2 separate regions of the Mus musculus genome follow, and region 2 is linked to region 1. A link is a loop called in an ENCODE intact Hi-C map of the cell type or tissue named here. Cell type or tissue: heart. All regions are shown on one strand.

Region 1 (8,000 bases):
TCTGTGGAACAGAAAGCATGTCATGGGAAACAGCAGAGCTTTCTGGATTTTCCTATAGGCTCCAGCATGTAGTGACACTCACCTAGGACCTGTGACACAGTGGTTACTCAGTTATTGGCACTGTCCTTGGTTCTACACGTGGGGAGGAGACAGGCCACAGGAAAGGCTGTGTGGTATAGGCCTCCAATCAGGAAGACCTAGGTAGAAACAATTAGTTTTCTATGTGACTCAGGACAAGTGGCTTCCAACCTGAGAGGCTCTTCCTTCACCTATAGAATGGGACTATTGATGCCTACCCATATCAAAGGCCATCACAAGGAGTCAACTTGGTAATGGTAGTCATGCTGCCAGTAGGAGCTCAGTAGATGGTATCTGATCTCAGCGAGCTGTCCTCCCTTAGCTATAGTTTTGAGGAGCTGAAATGTTTCTCTTCTGGAATAGCTGTGTTTACTGTAAGGACCAAATTAGATGCAAAAGGTCACCTCTGCCCATGTAAACAAAGCCAGAAAGCAGGAGGCAGTGCAGTTCCCAATGCCTGCTCCCAGCCTCGCCTCGCCTCTCCTCGCCTGATCTCTGGTGTTGATGCAAAACCAAAGAGCTCATCTGTGGCTCTTGGATCCTGGAAATGGAACCCAGTTTGGGACAGGGATGGGAAGGAGTTTGACTTGTCCTTTTGGCATCTCCCCAGCCTGCGGAGCCCAAGCCTCTTGGAGCATCTTTGGGGTTGGCACAGCAGAGGTTCCAGGCACGCACAGCCACTCCAACCAGGCGGCTGCCATGCCCCACATTCCTGAGGATGAGGAGCCCCCCGGAGAGCCACAGGCAGCCCAGACCCAAGTAAGTGCCCCTTCCTGCCCATGGCTAGCCTGGGTGGGGGCCAAACTAAGCATTCTGTCTGAGGCCACAGCTTACAGACTGGCCACAGTGGGTGACTAGTGTAGGCTGCAGTGGGTGCCTGGGGAAGGTGTGTGGCTTTCCCTCTGAAGAATTTGCTACCCTGAGTTCATCTAAGTGGCCAGGGTCCCAGGAATCCCGAGTGTGAAACCATCTAGAGAGTAAATGACTAAGGCTTTATGGGAAGTCAGATCACCTTGGCCCAAAATGCTTTCTTGTACACTTGAGAAAGATGTAGAAAATACAGGGTAGGAGACAGCCAAGGGCTGCTTTGAAACAATCTGCTTAAAATGAATACCAAAAGTTCATAGTTAAGGATAGGAAATAAAAATGAGTTTTAAAATGTTCATTAAGAGTACCCTTAATGAGGCAGGCATGGTGGCCTGCAGTCCCAGCCTTCAGGAAACTGAGGTGGCAGATCATGATGAATTCCAGACCAGCCTAGGCTACAGCCTATCTCAAAAACAAAACAAAACAAAACAAAACAAAACAAAACAAAAGCAAGCAAGCAAGCAAGCAAGCAAACAAACAAAAAAACCCAGACAAATAACAGCAGAGAAGGTATCGTTGAGGCTTTATTTTGCAAATGATATTTAGTAATTTTTAGCTCTCTCTATATATCATAAAGTATAGATTATGTTTATTTTCAGATTGAACGAAGAGTCAAGCATTTTGCTGTTGGTATATCACTTGTTTTGTTTTAGTTTTGTATATGTAGTGTACACATGTGTACTCATGCCAGAGGTTGATGTTGAATGCTTTCTACTGGTCTCCACTTTATTTTTGTGAGGCAGGGTCTCTCTCTGAACCTGTAGCTCATCAATTTAGTAAGACTGGCTGGCCAGAATTCCCTAAGGTCTTCCTGACTGTTTCTCATGCTACCCCTGTCCTTTTTTGTGTGGGTGCTAAAGGATAAAACCTCAAGTTCTCACGCTTACACAATAGAGACTTTCTGATTGGACCATTTCCCCAGCCTCTGCTCATTTTTTTTCTGTTAACCAAACAATGCAATTGCATGATCCCACATTCTTTACATCTTGTTTTATAGCAACATCATCAAGAGAATGTTTAAAGTGTAAGTCTATACCCATCTCCTCAAGATGCTGAAGTCATTCCCTTCTGAAGAACCTATCTTTCCATCACTATCATATTTTCTTTATCTGGTCACTGGCCCAGCTCCATCTGATCTTCTCAGATTAAAGGCTGTGCTTATGAAGGTCACCAACATTATTTACTTTGACTTGAACTTTAGAGTTGGTTTGCGCTGAGCTTGTGCTATCCTATTGCCTCTGACCATGGTCCCACGCTGACCAGAGCCAGATGAAACAGGCTTGCTAAGCAAGAGAAGAGCGTGTGAGTGAGTGCCATTTTTCTAGATGGGCAGATTCCTGACCATTCCTGAATGTTTTTCTGTTGTGACGGCGTTTACTTTCTTACATATTAAAATGGTGGGGACAAAGCAATTATTTAGAAATGAATAGTCACTTGTATTCCAAGGTTCATGAGCTCAAGATGTGAACTTGGCAGCTTAGGGGTGAGGGAGTGTCTTTTCCTTGATCATCTAAAAAACAAAGAGTTAAACTCCCATCTCTCTATCTGCAGACCATAGCTCCAGGTTCTAGGGAAAGCTCCACAACCATCCTGGGGCATCTTGAGCCATAGTGGATGCTGTTCCTTAGCAACCCTCAAGGCAGCTGAGGGCTGGGGGTTTGGGGGAAGGGAAAGGGGGTCACAGCAGAAGGCAGACACTGTGAGCAGATTCAAATGTGGCTGCTCCAATCCGGCTTTCTTTAACCCTGCCACTTCTGTGTTCTTTTGATAGTGGCCATCTCTGACCCTTATGGCCCCCTCACTAACAATGGTACCACGCCAAACTCACATTCTCATGCAAACCCTGGATCCAAAATCCTAGGCAATTTTCCCAGTTAAATGTGGGTTTTGATGACCACCAAGGCCACCAGAATAACCATCTGAGGGCAACAAGAAGGTAGTTTAGTTGAACATGACTAAGTAGCTATGTTGGTTCAAACTTCAGAGTCTGACTTGTAGTAGTTTATTCTAGGCATATTTAAGCACAGCACAATTTGGTGAAAACTTCCCTAGTGATGATAACTCAACCCTGTGTGTACAATAAAGCACAAATGAAGCTAAATAAAGTTCAGATGTGACTATACAGAAACTCTTTGTAAAGTACATGTGGCACCATCCATTAAATGGGTTTATAGATGGAGAAAAACAAGCTTTCAATAAGGGTCTAAGGGAGATTCTAGTGTTGTCTAGGGCATACATATAACTCAAAGGCTGCTCCCAGCCTTGTGTTCAGATAACAGGTCATACATCCATTCTTTCAAAGGAACAACCCTGTGTGTTTGACATTCCAGGTTTCCCTAGTACCTGTCCTCTCTAGCACAGAGACCCCTGACCTCCTACAAACAAAAGCACTCCTAAACTGAGTATAATAAAAGATTAGCAAAGAAACAGCCTCATCCCTAGATGAAGAATAGGAGTCCTATTCTTCCTACATCTGTAGCTCTCAGCATTTAAGAGAGGGTGCTGCTCTTATAGAGGACCTGAGTTCAGTTCCTAGCATCCATCCAGAACTGCCTGCAACTCCTGCTTCAAGATATCTGATGCCCTCTTTTGGCCTACACATTCATGCACACACACACACACACACACACACACACACACACACACTTAAAAAAAAAGTAAATATATTTTAAAGTACTTTCAAACCTTATTAAGCCACCCCCCCTTGTTACCCCCATGGCTGTTACCTGCTTGTTGGTCCAGCTCAATGAAGACCAGGGCCTGGGTGAAGCTTCTTAGAGGTACAGCATTGGGAGGAACCCATGTGCTAGCTGTAGAGTCAATGGTTAAGTCCCTTGATTGGCCAGTAGGAACCCTGAAAGCCAGTTCCCCACAAGCTACGCCTACCTGTGACCTGGAGCCAAAACTAATATTTAAAGAATAATGAGATGGGTTCTAATGGTCTCTGAAGGCTTTTCAGGTGCTGTGATTCTGTCTCTGGGCTTGTAGGAATCTGAAGCTATCCTGACTTTTTTTTTTGTTTTGTTTTGTTTTTTTTGTTTTTGTTTTTTTTTTGTTTTTTTGCAAGTTGCAATGGCTGAGACAGCACCGGAATCTGGAGGAGGATGCTTGAGGGACTCAAGCCAAATGGGATCCAGGAGGCCCAGGTCCCTCAGAGAAGACAGAGAACAGGGTTTAAGACTGCGATCTCTGTGGTCTGACCACATTGGCCTTGAATTCCAGCTCCTCTGCATCCTCATCCAGAGACCTAGAACCAAGGCTGTTAGATTTCTGATTGTTAGAGTCCCCGTGGTTACCTGTGTGCTACTTTGAACAAGGGTTAGCTGTTGCCACTTCTGTTCAGCCTGCTCAGCTCAGCCCTGAGGCAATTTATACCCTTGCACAGAGGTTCAAGGTCCACGTGAGACTTTCATTCTTTTACTTTCTGGTCTTGCTACCAGGCTCTGGGCCTCTCTTAGTTCTCCGGAAGCCAGATAGGCATGGTTCATAAAGAGCCTCTGCTCACACTGGGCTCCTGAGGTAGCATGGCCACAGGGGAGGTTCAGCTCTCCCAAGCTAGCTGGAGCCTCCAGGGGCAGAAAGAAACCTGACTCCCCAAGAGTACAGAAGTCAGGCAGCCAGGAAAGCAAGGCTGGCCAGGGTTCAGCCGGAAGTTCCCGTTCTGTGTAAATTCCCACTCTGTAAAACAGGCAAGGAACAGAGCATCCTTCCAAGTTTATAGCTCCCTGGGGTCCAGCCCTAGTTTTGAATACTCCAGTCCCAAGCCTCTGTTTCCCACCACTAGCCTGAGTGCTAGCTGAGTCTTCACAACAAAACCCTTGAAGTAGGAGAGCTATATTGTTCTCTTCACTGCAACTGCTAATTGGAATTCGTAATCTATCCCTACAGTGAAGTGAAGCCTTCTGGCAGTGACTCAGCAGTATGCATTCTCTAGGGCCCAGGCCAGGACACAGAGTGCTGACTGAATTGAAGCTGTTGGGACACATACCTTGGACCTTTGGGGACCACAGAATGACAGGCTGTCAGCTAGAAAAACCCTATGTCTTAGTTTGCTTTTTGTTGCTGTGATAAACATCACAACAAAATGTAGCCTGGGGAGGAAAGGGTTCATTTTATGTTTCACTTCCAAGTATCAGTACATTACTGAGGGAAGTCGGGCAGGGACCTGGAGCAGAATGCATGGAGAATGCATGCAGACCTGTTCTTCTTCACTGTGCAGCCACAGACCCCAGATGCAGTGTGACCAAGTCATCGGTACTTTCCTGAGCTGTGACCAGGAACCACTTAGGAAGCTGACTCATTGGGACAGCATGCATCCTCAGAGGTGCTTGGCACACTTGGGGTATAGGAGCTCCTGTCAGTAAGAGCCTGGGTTCCACTTGTCCAAGTTCTTTTCTCCTTTGAGGGTTTCTACAAGTCTCTAGGAACAGGTTGCTCGAGTTCATGGACAGAGCATCTGGCTTCCTGTTGTCAGCTCCAGCATTCACCACTCCACCTCTGTCTTCCACCTCCCTGCACACAAAGCCACTTGATGATAACAGGCATCCGGGCACCGGAAACTACTGAGCTGTATTCATACATTTAGCTTTAGATTAAAAAATTACTCTTTGGAAAACGTCCCACATTTATATAATGTATTTTGATCCTACCCACCCACCACTCCCTCCTTTAATTCTCCATAGTGCCCATCTATCTCTCTCCCATTTCTTGTCTCCTTTTGTTATTAATAATTACCCGAGTCTGCTTAGTGATGCTTCTTCCATATGCACAAGAAGGCGTGGCTAACTTGCTAGCAGCTGCTTTCCAGATAGAGAATGACTCCTCCATAGCTATTGACTCACAGTAGTTCCTCTGCTAAAGGTGAGGGAATTTTGACTGGCTTGATCTTATGAAGGTCTTGTGCAGGTAAGCACAGCTGCTGTGCGTTGGTGTATTCAACAACCGTGTCATGCTAAAGGTTAGCATTTTATAGTTTCCCTTTCCACCTACTGATTCTTACACTCCACCCCCCTTCTGAGATGTTCCCTGAGCCTTGGATGGTGGGAGGTTGACAAGATGACCCCTTGACAGCTGAGCACTCACAGTTACTTATACTCGGCACCTTGACCAATTATGAGTCTCTGCGTTAACCACCACCCGCTGCGAAAAGAACCTTCTCTGTAAAATTGAGAGCAGCACAAATCTATGGGCATAAGCATACATATTTAGAAGGCAGTTAGAGAGTATGACCATTTAGTAAGACAACAGTAAGTTCTATTCTGTGATCTACGATCCATCTCCCTAAGTCATGGACTTTTGATCAGGTTTATAGCACCAGGCATGAAATTCATCCTGGAGGTCAGGGCTCACATCGATCAGAAAGGATTGTTGCCCTCATAATCATTATACCACTATTCCATCAGTGGACACATCTTGCCAGGCAGGCCAGTATTGTAGTGTGCAGGGTACATTACTGGGTAAGATGGTTGGTGTTTTTTCTCCCCCAGTATCCTGCATAGCACCATCTGGCAATATGTAAGCCCGAAGGCAGAAGAGGGTTTTCTGGGCATTCTGGGTTGATTACTTTATGTCTTGCATCCAAAGTAACAGATTTAACTTTTAGTGTACTGTAGCTTGTGGCAGAAGGGCTTACCAAACTCCCTCTACAACTGACACAAGCTCAGGTCAAAAACCTTTTCAAGGTATCTGCTGGGCTGGAGAGACAGATCAGTGGTTAAGAGCACTAACTGCTCTTCCAGAGGTCCCGAGTTCAAATCTCAGCAACCACATGGTGGCTCACAACCATCTGTAATGGGATCTGATGCACACTTCTAGTGTGTGTTTGAAGACAGCTGCAGTATACTCATATAAATAAAAATAAATCAATCTTTAAAAAAAAGAAGATATTTGCTGACTTCATTCTCCTTCAGTCAGATGATAAAATAGCACAATGTGGCTCTCTGGCTCCCCAAAACACACTCTGCCAAACTAAACTCAGCCTAGGCCACAGCTCTGAGGCACTCCAGTGCTCCCAAGGCATCTGTTGTGTACTTCAGGTTTTGATGTTCCCAACAGCCATTACTGTCCAGTCACACAGAAGCTCTTGTGGTTGAAGATCGGCTAATCAGGGGTATTACCTGCCTTTCCTGTCCCCAGTTTATAAATAATTGAGATGAGGTGAGATAGGCTCTGGAGAAGCAGGTCTCTGGGTGTGGCCCTGTGATGGTCAACCTTAACCATTATCTTGTTGGGATTTAGAGTCCCCTAGGAAACATGCTTCTGGGTGTATCTGTGAGGTGTTTCCAGAGAGTTTAACTGATGTGGGACATGCACTTGAATGTAGGCTGCACCATCCCATAGGCTGGGCTCCCAGAATGAATCAGAGGAGAAGGTGAGCGGAGCACCAGCACCCACCGCTCTCTGCTCCCTGACAATCCGTGCAGTATGACCAGGCAGCACACACTCCTGCCACCATGCTTCTCAGCCGTGACAGACTGCACCCCCAAGCCATGAATCAAGGTCACCCCTTCCTTCTTTAAACTACCTCTGTTTGGGAATTTTGGAACAGTAGTGACAAATGTACCTGATATAGGCTCTAAGGAGGCAATCCCTTCGTGGAGATTTGTTTCCTCTGGTCTTAAAGCCCCCAGGCTCCTCTTCTTGGGATCAGAATGGGAGGCCCCAGTAAGCATCACCATAGTATCATCAGAAGTTCTTTCTCTCTGTTGGGGTCAATGTAGTCCTTACCCTCAGGCAGTTGGAGCTCTTAGCCCATCACACTGGTCTGGCCTCTTGTAAGATGAGATGACAAAGTAACACCCCCTAAGCAGCCAGAAAGTTCCATAGAAGACCAAGAATGTTTCTGGTCCAGGCTTATAGGTAAGCAGCATAGCAGAGTACCTGGGCCTCACATTCAGGTGATTCCAGATGATCCTCAATTATGTCAGATTGACAATTAATACTAAGTCTTACAAGACTTAAATAACCAATCCTCTGTCAGAATGAAGTAGAGATTAAATTAGTGATGCATATATATAATCCTTGTAATCTTGTAAGGACCCTCTGGAGCAGAGATG
Region 2 (8,000 bases), 73 kb before region 1:
CAGGCTGGCTTCGAACTCAGAAATCCGCCTGCCTCTGCCTCCCAAGTGCTGGAATTAAAGGCATGCGCCACCACTGCCCGACTGTGTTTGTTTCTTGAGGGAGGATTTTTCACAGGTTAGACTGGTCTCAGCTTTGCTGTGTAGCTCAGGCTGGCCTCAGAGTTCAGCTCCTCCCCTCTCAGCCTCCTAAGAGCCAGGTTACAGATATGATCAACCACAGCTGCATAGCTGAAGATGACCTTAAATTCCTGATCCCCCTCCACCAAAAGGTGCTGGAGTTGCTGCCATGTATTGTGTCTTTGTTTTTTCCTATTTACCACTCAACACAGACACTTCCAGTCATTAACATGGATGTGAGGTGTTTTCATGTGCTAGTGAATTCTCCAGAAGTCCCAAACTGGAGGTCCTGTAATTTGGCTCCATTTGAGCACTGTCTGCTGGAGATAGAGCCACAGCCCACAGATTAAGACTCATTACCTAGAGGCTGTCACCTCTCTCTGAGGCAGATCTCATGCTCTAAGTTGTAAACCAGCACTTCCAACTTTAGGTATGAACTGGGGTTCCAGTGATGCAGTCCTCCAGGTTTATTAACTTGAGCGAGAAACTCAAAGACTCAGAGCAGCACCGGATGACAGGCTGATCACAGCTGAAAAGCAATCAAAAAGGGTGGATGGCCAGAGAGGAACCACAGGACAGGTCTGATCGAAAAGGGATCCTCTGCTTCTGTATCCAGGCATTGCATAGCTCTCTGAATGGTCAGTTCTGTATCCAGGCATTGCATAGCTCTCTGAATGGTCAGTCCAGGAAGTGTCATGGAGGCATTGCCATGAAGGTATGACGACCAGTTATCAACTCAGTGGCCAGTTTTTCTCTTTCGGCTAGGCTGGCAACCAGAGCACCTCCACGATTCTCTTGCCTCTGCCTTTCTCAGTGCTGGGGTCACAGGCATTGGCAGGGCCACACTGGGTTGTTCTGTGAGTGCTGGGATCTGAACTATGGTCCTCATAGTTGTCAGGCAAGTGCACTTACCAGCTGAGCCATTCTTCCAGGCCCTAATTTGTGTACTTTGATATATACTTTGGATTTTGCTTTCATAAAAATTCTGTCAAGAAGAACCCTCTATATACATAAGGATAATATCTACATATTATCCTTTATACATTATATATATTATACATGTATGTATATGCAAGTATAATAAAACATACTGAGATTGTTTTCTAGACGAATGGACATAAACCTTTTAAATTTTGATATAGATTCTAAAATGAAACTGCAATTTGATGCATCCAGCTTGTGGATGTAGCTCAGTGGCAGAGCATGCCACGTGGTATGCACAGGTCCCTGGGTTCGATCCCCAGGAAGGAGAAAAAGTACGCATGCCCTTACTCTGCCTGTGCCCTTCAGGAAGATCAGGCACTTCCTGTTGGCACCACAGAGGCTTTTGGTCTTTTGTTTTCCCAGTTTGCTAACTGGAAACACACCATGTTAATTTCTTTAATTATACCGTAGGAGAACATCTTCCCATATGTTCAGGGTCTTCTCCATTTATTTCTCTATAAATATTTCTATACTTGGCATGGCTTTCTATTGGCTTCTTTAAAAAAAAACTCATTTATATCAGTTCTGTTTATTTAAGGAAAGAACTCTTTTGACAAGTTTGTTCTAAGATATATTTTTCTCTGGTTTGGAAGTTAGTCTTTTGAGTGAACTTCTCTTTTTAGACCCAAATAATATTGCTATTTGTGCAAATTTATTGGTGTCTCTCTTTAAGGCCCCTGGGTTTTATAGTCATCTCAGAAGAGCCTTTATTTTTCTTGGATTGGTAATAAAATAATTTGCATTTTAAGTGACTTTATGAGTTAGTGTCTCCATCTGAACATTCTTTCATCTGGAGTGACTGTGGGAGGTAATGAGTGAGACAAGAACTCATGTAACCTCAAAGGTGGCAGGCAGCTGCCTCGTCTCTAGGTTCTGAACAGTGGAGGCTACTCAGGGCTGGGCTGGGCTTTGGCGATGGCACCCCACCCCTCCTTAGCCCTGTTTTGACACTTTCCCTGTACAGTACACCTGCTATTTGGGTTGAGTGCTGATTTTTCTTTGGCTTTAGTACTTTCTTCCTGTAACCTGTTTATTGGTTGGAACTTCAAAGTCCATCTTGGTATGGGAAGACAGTTGGTATAGAGGAGACAGGGGAGGTCTTGTTAGCTAGGTGAATAAGACACAGTCAGCTTCATAAAGAGCAGACAGGAGTGTCCTGGGTAAAGAAGTGGCATGCCTGAAGAGAAGGCAGGAGACAATTCCAGTTCCTGTTTGAAGGGACTATGAAGGACCCGTGTCATGAGCATGGGAAACAGGGAAAAAAGGATGAGATGTTTTGGAAAGAAGGCTAGATTAAAATGCATTTTTAGACTATTTATTTTGTTTTATGTGCATGAGTATTTTGCCTGCATGTATGTTTGTGTATCATGCATGTGCCTTATGTCCAGGAAGGTTAGAAGAAAGTTGCATTCCTTGAGACTGGAGTTACAGATGATTGTGAGTTGTTGTGTGGATGCTGTCATCCAAACTCAGATCCACAGTAAGAGCCACAAGTGCTCTTAGTAGCTGAGCCATCTCTCTAGCAATGTGGGCCAGATTTGGTAAAACCTCTAGATTTGAAGCGTGGGGGTGTGGTGTGTGTGACAAGCTGCAGATTCCCAAAGAATAGCAATGACATTCTGACTGTCATGTGGAGGGTGGTGGGAGGACCGAGAGAGCCACACCTGGTGTGGACCAGGCCCGGGAAGGTGTTGATCATTTGTGTGAGCAGTGGAGAAAGAAAGGAAGGGAAGTCAAGACTGGGTGCAGAGTGAGAGCAGGAAGGAACGGAGGCTAATTCCTGAAGCGCCTTGCCATGCACAGCCTTTCTGAACCGTTCACCTAGCCACCTAAACACATGTGTTTAAAATGCCGGTGGCTCAAGGAACACTGAAGGACTTAACACCGCATTTGGGCTTATTGACATTCTAAGATCTCAGAGAGTATTGGATTTGCTGAGATGGGGTGAGTTACAGGAGAAAGGCGCTGGGACCTTGCTGGGCTGGGTTTTTATTAAAAAGCTCACTGTACCTCAGAGACACTTGTACATCCAGGCTTCCTCTGCTGTAGTCCCAACAGCCAGGTAGTGAAGCCACCCTTGACGCCCATCAACAGGTTCACGGAGACGGAAATGTACGGATACACAGTGGGATTAGGTTTAGTTGTAAAGAATGAAATTATGACATTTTCAGAAAAGTAGATGGAACTAGAGACCATTGTGTTAAGCAAAATTAGCCAGAGAAAGACAAGTACTATGTATTTTCACTTGATACAAACAAAATCTAGAGAAAAAAATTTGTGTGTATATATGGTGTGTGTGTGTATGACATGAAAGAAGAAATGAGACCATGAGAGAAGAGGATGGAAGGTGGGAAGATGACCATGGAATATAGTGTCACAGAATGGGGACCATGTGGGAAGGAAAGGGACCAGCGAATGGGGCTTTGTGCATGGGGGGGCAGTGTATGTGGGGCAGAGAAACAAGGAATGTGTATGAACACATCACAGTGTGATTCCTCTCTGTGTACTAACCAAAAAGTTAAAATAAAGAGGGCGGGTGCCTAGGAAACCCACATGTAGGCAGAAAAGTGTTTATTTCATCTGCAGTCTGCAGAGAGGTCTACACGGAGACACCAGCCACCATACAGATCTTGTTTAGAATCACGACAATGGGGCAAGAAATGTAGACAGAAAAGAGCAGGAGACAGACCCTGAGGGATGCCGGTTCCCAGAGCCTGGAGGGGTCCACCAGGGGCGGGCAGAAAGAGGGACAGGCACCATCTCCCAGTCTTCCTTTGCAGCCTTCTGTGGCCTCCTGTGCTTTTACAGGACAGCCTGGCCCCAATGCGCTTCTGGCTTCATCTCTCCTGGCTCCTTGCCTCTCCCTGTCCAGTGCCCCCTTACCCTCCCACCCCACTGCAGGTCTGTTTGTTTTTTTAATTGTCAGCCTGACTCACTGCTGTGTTGATTCAGGGCAAGAAGCACCAAGGATTGTTCCTTTTTTTGTTTCTTTCCTTTCCTTGGTTCTGACATAGTATCTAGCAAACAGCAGGCATACAGTAAGTTTGATTCAGGAATGGCTACACTCTTTAACTCGACTGTGACTCTGTAAAGTAGCCTTACCCCATCTTTACCTTTTTGGTTTTTTTAGAAACAAATCAAGGACAGGATCCTTGGAACAAGAAGGTGACTTTTCACTAGTACCCCAGAGCTCTTGACTCTAGCTGCATATGTATCAAAAGATGGCCTAGTCGGCCATCACTGGAAAGAGAGGCCCATTGGACAGGCAAACTTTATATGCCCCAGTACAGGGGAACGCCAGGGCCAAAAAATTGGGAATGGGTGGGTAGGGGAGTGGGGGTGGGGGAGGGTGTGGGGGACTTTTGGGATAGCATTGGAAATGTAATTGAGGAAAATACGTAATAAAAAAAAAAAAAAAAGAAAGGTGACTTTTCACAGGATCCAGCATAGTGAGTAGTGTTGGGTGGGTGAAGTGTTGGTGAGCCTTGTTTTAGGGTCGATGAATGGGTAGTTGCTGGGGAGCCAGAGGCTGTATAGTCCAGCAGGGGGCAGCAGAGGGCCATGCAAAGCAGGGACTTCCGGCCATTGCATGGGCTTCTCTAGATCTCAGCTGAACTTGGTGCTTACAAGAGTCAAGACAGAGTGTTGAGATCTGCTGATACAGCACTGAGTGCCAGTGTCTTCCTGTGGGTCCCTGGGAAAAAGAAAAATAAGGTGGGAAGACGGGTGGAGGTGGATGTGACAACGGGGCTGCCTCACACTTGGATGTAGTGACTACAAGTGGGATTTGGGGCCCTTTTTGCTTCAGCCAGGCAGGGAGCTAGGAAGGGTTAAAGTGCTGGTCCCAGGACATACATGGTTGGAAATAACTTTCTTTCGTTCTCTAAACTAGTTTTCCTTCTCTCTCTCTCTCTCTCTCTCTCTCTCTCTCTCTCTCTCTCTCTCTCTTTCAGCAGGTTTTAGTGTTTGTTTTATATGTCCAACCTGTCACAGGTGCTGCTGGGGAAGGGGATTTTGCAGCAGGTCATTGGGGGCCATCGAGGCCACAGCAGCAGTGACCAGAGTGCAAGGTCTTGCATGGAAACTGATTTTGGTTTCTCAATTCACACACTTTGCATAAATGTGAACCACAACATAAATCCACAAGCCACGTGCATGTACTTATGTGCACATATCATCCATGTAACATTCACTCATGTGCTCAAAGGCATACACCTGCTACCCACGACCTATCATGCATACATACTAACTCACAGTCTAACACACCAGGGGGTGGGGCTCTGCAGTGGGTTTTATGGATACATTCCAAGTTCCTCTTTCTCACCTCCATGTCCGTGTGCAGAGAGAGCAACAGTGTGATTTAAGTCTAGGATCAAACCAACTCTCAGCTAATGGTACCAACACAACCTCAGCCCCTCTACATCGCCTTGGTGGCTGCAGCTGTTCTAAGAGTGAATGAGGGAGGAAGTAGCTGTGGAAGCTGTCGGCTGCTGCTCTGTTACCCCCAAGAAAAGGCCAAGTCAGAAAACGCTGATGGAGATGTGCAGACAAGAGGCTTGCAGACAGAGCTGGCAGTGGTTTTCCACCACCCCAGTATTTGGAGCCTTGGGACAGCCTATGCCACCTCTCGACTTTAGGTTCTGATACCACATTGCCGTGTGTCTTTAATTCGTTCATATTGGGCTTTTCTGTTTCTTATATCCAGGATTCTCAGTGAGAAGCAGCTCCCGTCGGAGCTCTTGATGAAGGCCGGGAACAGGCCCAGCCTCTGCTTTCCCTCCTTTCCTTTTGGTCTCTTGATCCTTAGTGTGACCACAAGGCACTGTGTGCAGTTCATGGAACTTCATGTAGGAGAAGACAGTTGTGCTTAAACCAGGATGGATGGCAGCCTCTCTCTCTCTCTCTTCTAAAGAGAGTGACACAATTCAAACCCTGGGGAAGACTGGCTCTCTAAGTGGATCTTAATATTTTGTAGAGGCCGAGATGAGAGTCAGGCCAGTGCCTTTGGATTTGGAGGGCGGAAAATCTTTGCTGTCACCCTGCTCCTCCCTCCAATCTCTCTAGCCACTCTGAGGGTGAGCATTACTTACCCTGCTTGGAAGATGGATTATGAAGATGTCTCAGAGAGGATGCCTTCTGCTCAACACAGAGTGGAGCTCAGCCTCCCGTCTAGGGTTCTTTGGCTCAAAAGCTTGTGGGTGCCTCTCCAGGAGGGAACGGCCTTGATTGAACTCAGACTGTTCATGTGATCTGCTTTGGGTAGGCTCTTTGGAGGAGAAAAGGGTAATGAAGAACTAAGACCTCAAAAGTTCTTGTATCTGACTTTATCTGACTTTCACCAGAGTGGTGGAGGAAGCAGGGAAGAGGGCCTTATAGTAGGTTCTCATTGTGGTGAGTAGGACAGGCAAGGTGGACCTTAGAAAGCCAGTTCTGGGCTGGGGCTGGGGCTGGGGCTGGGGCTGGGGCTGGGGCTCGCCCGATAAAGTGCTCAAAACACGAGGACCTGAGGCTGATCCCCAGGACCATAGTTAAATACAAAAGAGCTGAATGTGGTAGTGCACTTGTGTAATCCAACTCTGGGGACACTGGGACAGGCCTAGGCCACCAGGCCAGCCCCAGGTCTCAGTGAAAGACCTATTCTTAAAAATCATGATGGAGGCTAGAGAAATGGCTCAGTGCCTCAGAGGATCTGGTTTGATTCCCAGCACCCATGCTACAGCTCTCAGCTACCTGGAACTTCAGCCCCAGGAGATTCAGCACCCCCCTCTTGCCATCTTAGGTACTGCAAACACCAGGTGTATTCATAGACATACAGGCAAAACACTCATACACATAAAATACAAATGAACAAACCTTAAAAACAAAAAACTGATGGTTCTGCCTACAAGATGACACCTGAGACTGTACTTTGACCTCCATATTCATGTGCACACACACGTACACTCACATGAATCCACACTTACATGAACACTTACCCACTCACATGAACACCCTCCTACATGAACGCACATACACAAGCACACACATACATGAACCTAACACAGGAACACATACATGAGCACACATATGAACACCCACCTACACGAACACACACCACATACATGAACACAACACAGGAACACCCACCCACACGAACACCCATCACATGAAAACACACACACACACACGCACACGCAAAAGAGAAGAGAAAAGACAACAGCTCCTTTGGGGTGTGGGCCTGCAGCATAGGAACTGGCCATGTAGACTTAGACCCAACTATGGCTTCAAGTTCTAAGGTATTTGCTCTAGGGTGTCAGAGAACAGCAAACTGTCAAGTTTTGAATTTCAGGTCTGAACATGAGAGCTTGCTCCTTTGGTCTTGGTGTAAGCCCAACCAAAATCCACAAGTAAAGAACTTAACTCAGGGCTCCCCAAGAGCAGCTGTCCCCACGCTGCATTAAGGCACACAGTGCTTAGCAGGTTTGCAGGTACCCTGGAGTCCTTCCTCATAAAAAAATGCCATGTTCAGTGTGGGAGGGGGCAGGGAGGCAGTGCATGGCAATTCTTCCTTTTTCTTTTTTCCCCTTGGGAGCAGTGGGTGGGGGCAGGTTGGTGGGCAGTGGAGCAGGCTGAGCCACATGCTGTATCTGGTAGTGAGTGGGAAAGAAGGAAGAGTTTCTCAATGCATGGGCAGAGGGCTGGTGGCCCCATGGAGGCATTGAGACAAGGTTGAAGGCTTCTGAGTTCAGTGATCCTGATGTTAATCTTTTCTGTCAACTTGACTGGACTTAGAGCCATCTAGGAGATACACCTCTGGGGTGTCTGGTGTTTCCAGAGAGGTTTAACTGAGGAGGGTCATCCTCTGGCTGGTGCCTTCCCCAGCATGATGAACCTCTCAAACCATGAGCCAGACCAAGCCC

Evidence for each region. Hi-C counts contacts between places; a loop is a spot of excess contacts. Peaks named below come from ENCODE experiments on the same cell type or tissue, not always from the same donor. Only the 100,000 strongest peaks of a DNase experiment are listed, where the experiment ranks them.
Region 2: it touches region 1 in a loop (2.2-fold over the local background); 9 of 42 quality-filtered maps call a loop at or near these places.

The regions. Positions count from the first base shown.
Region 1 is chr7:110,938,670-110,946,669 of GRCm38, reverse strand. It overlaps Mrvi1 (MRV integration site 1), which reads left to right. Exons shown (of 21, transcript NM_194464.3): 2 at 689-837. The coding sequence starts at 778. Among named protein-coding and RNA genes, the nearest start is that of Gm16336, 38 kb to the right of the region's middle. In heart, no CTCF peak of the experiment used is centred here; DNase peaks (open chromatin) are centred at 4,579 and 5,289; H3K27ac peaks cover 1,280 bases.
Region 2 is chr7:111,011,784-111,019,783 of GRCm38, reverse strand. No RefSeq gene overlaps it. Among named protein-coding and RNA genes, the nearest start is that of Ctr9, 13 kb to the left of the region's middle. In heart, a CTCF peak has its summit at 4,646 (motif pointing right); a DNase peak (open chromatin) is centred at 4,663; H3K27ac peaks cover 380 bases.